Regions from separate parts of the Homo sapiens genome. Here region 1 is linked to region 2. Evidence: chromatin loops called from intact Hi-C (ENCODE). Cell type or tissue: mammary epithelial cell. All regions are shown on one strand. Links, peaks and the distances in the headings refer to the core of each region. The heading gives the core; the rest is flanking DNA.

Region 1 (2,931 bases), core at 149-2,648, 600 kb after region 2:
ATGTATAGAATAAGTAAAAAATAAGTGAGGGCATACATAGTTCAAACACCGCTGTCAACCAGTTGACCTAATCAGTGTTTATTGACTACCCAACCAAAGAGGAATATACATTGTTTTCAAGTACACATTAAATGTATATGAAGATAGGGCATATTCTGGGCTGTAAAACAAGGCAGTAAATTTCAAAGGATTCATGCTTACAGAGTGTGTTCTATGCCCACAGTGGTAGATACCAATAACAGAAGGAAAACTGGAAAGTCCGCAAATGCTGTGAATTAAATAACACACTTCTAAACCTTTGGGTTAAAAAATAAAAGGGAAAGTAGGAGATACTTTGAAGTGAATAAAAATGAAATATCAAAATTTGTGGGATGCAGCAAATCAGTTATTAAAAAGAAATTCATAGCATTAAACATGTACTAGAAAAGAAAAAAGTTTCATATCGGAGACTTCAGCTGCTACCTTAAGAAATTTAAAAAAAAAGAGCAAATGAAGTACAAAGAAATCAGTTGCCCAAAGAAATGTGTGCTTTTTGTAGAATATAAATCTTCTTACATTAAGCCTCTTTGAGTAGCCCGTCTGTAGTTGTTAGCTCTTTAGCATAATAGAACCAGAAATGGAAAGTGTCTCTTATTGTGCTAGATACTTGGGTAGAGTTATAAGGATTCTCAGAAGCTGAGCAGAAATAGCTCTAGACAAGAACTGAATAGGGTGGGCCTACTTACATGCTGCAGTTGGAACCCTGTGAAATGGTATATATTGTTCAAGATTTCCGAACTTCAGTGTCTTTGTCAATAAAATATTACAGGTGCTTTACTTACCTCAACTATTGTTCTTAATACAAAATGTAGAAGCACATTGAAAACGTTATAAAAACAGAGATGAAGAATGATGTTATTGGTTATGGTAATATGAAGGTTACCTCAGATTCTTACCACTTTCAACCTGCTCACAATGTAAATTCTGTTATCAATATCTAATAGAAAAGGGCCTATTATTATATATTCGTGTTAAATTGTTCACATATAGTACACGTAACTTTGTGTGCAAATCTTCCCTCTAGGGCATTCCCTAGAAAGTCCTCAATTTAGCTAGCAGTGTATTGTTGATTATTAAGAGAAATCCGCCACCAGAAAGTCCATTAATAGAGGATATGTTCCTTCTGAATTGTAATTTTCAACTTAATTGTAATAGATTTGCTGCTTTTAGTTTTTATTAACTTCATAGTAATGTGTTAAACAATATTCATTTTTTAAAGTAACATTACATATATAACTTACATAAATTAGATTCTTCTAATGTGAAGATCAGACAGTGAAGGTCTGACTTTTAAAAGAAATCTAAAATTAATTTCAAACTCTAAAAAGATTTGCTTATATTATATGTAAATAAATACGTATGATACATTAATACATATTCTGAGATTCTCCTTGACTGGTATTAAACACATTTTATTATTCCAATTTTGAACATTGTGTTTTCTGCAGATGATTTTCGGAGAAAATTAGCTTGACAATATCAAATCCACCAGTTTTCTTAGAAATGTTAGCGCCATCAAGTGGCTGAGAATGGGTATTTCCAAATTTGACTTAAACCTTTATAACATTGAATATGGGTTTTTTTTTAATCTTCCTCAGAAAGCATGTCTTTTTAAAAATAAACATGCAAAACCAGGTATTATAACGAATAGATAAAATTCAGCTGCTTTACATTATAGTTTAATCACTATACCTTCTTTAAAAGGTATGGTAATTATGAAGAGAAAATTGTTAATTGAATTATTCTCTACAAATGGTAGTATAAATACTGATAGAATTCATAATGTCCTTTGAAAAGCTTTAATCAAGACTCTTAACTAAAAAAAGAGAACTCACTGTGAAGATAATTGAATGTTAATGCCTACGTTATAAAGTAACTTTATTATTGTGAAAATAATCTTCTCCCTTATTTAAAGGGAATAGAAATTGGCTGACTACAGTTCTTTGATAATGTGTGTTTTAGAAAGCTTTGTATTAGCTAACTAATAGAACTAGATATAAAGCAATGGTATAAGAGCTATTGTTGCAAAATTTATTTTAAATTAGGTGTTTTGCACAACACTGAATATACATAATGCCACTGAACTACACACTTAAAAAGGGCTGAGATGGTAAATTTTATGTATATTTTACCAAAATCAAGATATGTATGTAAACTTATATATGAGCTAAAAACAGAACCAACTTCAAAATTTACAAAGGTTTGCATATATATATATATCTCATTGTAACTATGAACATGGTCCTAATTACATGATATTCATAAAACCAGCTTGAAGTTTTTTTTTAAAAGAAAGTATGTGTGATACTTAGGAAAAAAACTTTCTCAGCAAATAAAAGCTAGAACATCTTGTACCTTTTTTTGGTATGGATTGCATGGTTTTGCCAGTGTTAGGTTTTTACTTTAATAGTATTTATAATTTACCTGTCTTGAATTTTACAAGCAGCAGTTAAGATAGATTCTATTATTCAAGCCATTAAAAATGTTCATCTCTTACTTTATTGAGATATCATCAAACTTTCTGTGTAAAGAAGCAGATAATACATAGGCATTGCAAGCCATAAGATCTCTGCGCAACTATCAGCTTGGCTGTTGTAGTACAACAGCAGCCACAGGCAGTATAAAAACAAATGAGCAGAGCTAGGTTCTAATAAAACTATGGACCCTGAAATTTAATTTTCACATGTCACGAAATATTTTTTTTGAATTTTTTTCAACTATTTAAGAATGTAAAATTCATTCTAAGCTGATGTGCCCAACAGATAGGCAGAGGGTAGAAATGACCCATGGGCCATACTTTGCCAGACTGTGCTTTAATCGATACTTTTTGAATTGCTTTATTTGAATGAGGTGCTGATTATGAACAGTAGAAAACAGCATACATCTCAGACC
Region 2 (2,931 bases), core at 158-2,657:
TTATTTCACATAATTTGCCACAATTAATGTAGAAAAGCTTGGCAAAATATAAATGGAATTCTAGCCAGTATGGACAATTCTGTTTATTGCCTTCTGTTTCTACATTGTGCAGGAGAATCTTATATTCATGATATCAGAGAGCCAAATATGATTATAATCTCTTTTCAGTTTAGGATATTATATTTTATATTGCATGCTCTTTGGGGAGGCCCCACGGTGGTGTGCAGGCAGGATGCATTTTTTTAAATTATTTATTCACAGAGCTAGTTGACCAAATCTTCCAGAGAATGCACAAAGGTCAATTTTACAACTTATTCTTATATTGATTTGAATATACTTTTTGGATCTGCTAAAGGCCATTTTTGAATAAATTTATTTTATTTATCTGCAATATGATTTTCATGTCTAAAAAAGTCATTGCAATGTTTATTCGATTGCCTGGAAATTTTGAAAGGAAATAGAAAAAATGGGAGAAAGAATATTTAATAAATGCCTCTTTTCTCTCTAAATCATTCAAGAATATAATTTGGCATGTGAATATTTACACATCTTAGTCTGTCATGTATGAATGTCTTCATGGCTTTATGGAGTCATGTATAGAATTATATGACTTGGGAGGCACATTTCAACACAGATTATAATCATGTGTTGAGACTTTTATTTTTATCTGTTTCAAATACATTTTGAAATGTTAGTTGATAAACATATAGCCCCTTTAAGAATAGCAGCTGCTGGGTGTAGTGGTGCACACTTGTAGTCCCAGCTACTCGGGAGATTGAGGGAGGAGAATGCTTGAACCTGGGAGGTGGAGGTTGCGGTGAGCTGAGTTTGCGCCACTGCACTCCAGCCTGGCGACAGAGTAAGACTACGTCTCAAAAAAAAAAAAAAAAATAGCAGCTGCTTGTCTAGTTAATATAGCCCTATGAGTAAATCATGTCTAGATACTAGTTTAGTGTCACTGTACATAATATTAGTTCATTTTATTTAAACACTTGTTGTGTGGTAAATATTATTTTAAACCCTGTACATGTATTAATACACTTAATTGAACATCACTGTAACATGGGTACTTTTATAATCCATATTTTATGGATAAAGGAAAGGAAGTTCATGATGATACTGACAAGAGGTAGTAACTCCCAGACACAAACCCAGACATCCTATTTTAGAGTCCTTGCTCTTCACCAGTCTGCAATGCCACAGATTCTGGCCCTCATCAGTCAGTAGCTTTAAAGAGATATGTAGACTAATCTCTATTATCCAGGCATAACAATTTATAAATTGGAACTGTTTGGCCTCAAGAGGGCAAGCTTTGCAAATGCAAGCCTGCTGAGTAGTGACAGCAAATGTCCTGGAACTCATAACTAATTTACCTAGGAATTTCCTTGTAGCAAAAGAACATGAAGTGTCCACAGTGTATTGTCCAGTGTATGTGGTTATGGCATTTTGGGTCAGTGGGAAGATCAAGGGGGTTTCAAGATTTGATACACATTATTTAAATGTGTGTTGAAGGATTATACATCACAAAATGTCACAGTCAAAATTTCCAGGCTCTGACCTTTTGAAAACAAAACTGTTACCAAGTCGGTCTAGGTCGAGGTCCTGTTGCTTGCTGCAGTCTAGGTACTGTTGCTTGCTGCACAGAAAGCCAGTCACTGAGACAAGTATTGCCAGGAAAGAAGGCTTTAATCAGGTGCTGTAGTTAAGGAGACGGGAGATCAGTCTCAAATCCATCTCCCCGACTGACTAAAATTAGGGGTTTATATTGTAGGGAAGAATTGTAAGCATGTGTGGGAAAACAGGAATTAGGAAGGGGTAAGGAAGAGGAGTTGGTTAACAGGAATCAATTAGTCAGGCAATCATGACAGGTAAGGCACCTGTGCTTTCATTGTCCAGATGCAGTGATCTGGTAAGTTTCAGTTCCTTGATACAATATGGGAGGCCTGATGGTTGGTTCCTGAGAAAGGAACTCAGATAAGACAAATGTAACTTTCTCAAGTTTCAAGAGTGGGAGGATCAATTTTTATGCTTATTCAAAATAGACCATAAACATCAGTTCCATGGGACACTTGGGCCAGTTTTAAAACCATGAGGCCAGACCCAGCATACTAGTCATAATTGGACAGATATATTCTGAAAAGAAAAATAAAACTGAGTTAATAATTCCCTTTACCTTTTACCAATTTGGTACTAAAATATTTCTGAACACCTGTTCTATCCCAGGAATTGTTCAACTAGAGTATAAAGTGCTGAATACAACCAAAATTGTTGTCCCTTTAAGGTGATATAGTAATCAGATAAATCTACATTAAACTTCATTAACAAACAATCCTGAAATTACAGTTGCTTAACCTGGAAAAGGTTTATTTTCAGTCTTGTGAAATCTAGTATAGGTTTGGGCCCATCTCTAGGCAGCTGTGTACCATGTGTTAGTTGGAATCCAGGCTACTTCCATCCTGTGATGTCACCGTCTCAACTGCAGTGTCCATAATCACTAAGCCAGGGCAAGAGAGGACTGGACAGGTTGCACCAGCCATTAAGTGCTTTGGCCCAGAAGTAATGCACATCACTTAAATATGCAAGACATTGGTTAAAACTAGTCATGAAGATCTGTCTACATATATGGGATATAGGGATGTATAAGCTTACTGTGGGCCTGGAAGGAGAGGAAACCAGGTGTCTCCATATATAGATTACTGTTGGCTAAACAGAGAGTAAGAAAGTATATTTATATTGTGAAAGATAAGGCGTTACTCTAATGGTTACAAGTAAATTAATATGATGACCCCTGTTTACATACAAAAAAGCTAAAACTCAGTTAATCGTCTAGTGGCAAATATACTAATGAAAATGTTTTACCTATCATATATTTTTAAGTTTGAGCCAGGGTTTCTCAACATTGGAACCACTGACAATTTGAGCCAGATAATT

The links. A loop is a pair of places that touch in the nucleus more often than their neighbours do. Peaks named below come from ENCODE experiments on the same cell type or tissue, not always from the same donor. Only the 100,000 strongest peaks of a DNase experiment are listed, where the experiment ranks them.
Region 1: a loop joins it to region 2, with 5 times the contacts of the local background. A loop is called at or near these places in 5 of 110 quality-filtered maps.

What each region holds. Positions count from the first base shown.
Region 1 is chr6:145,927,862-145,930,792 of GRCh38, reverse strand. The region is part of intron 14 of SHPRH (SNF2 histone linker PHD RING helicase); the gene reads left to right. Among named protein-coding and RNA genes, the nearest start is that of SHPRH, 35 kb to the left of the region's middle. In mammary epithelial cell, for the core only: a CTCF peak has its summit at 1,558 (motif pointing left); no DNase peak of the experiment used is centred there.
Region 2 is chr6:146,524,763-146,527,693 of GRCh38, reverse strand. No RefSeq gene overlaps it. Among named protein-coding and RNA genes, the nearest start is that of RAB32, 18 kb to the left of the region's middle. In mammary epithelial cell, for the core only: a CTCF peak has its summit at 1,304 (motif pointing right); no DNase peak of the experiment used is centred there.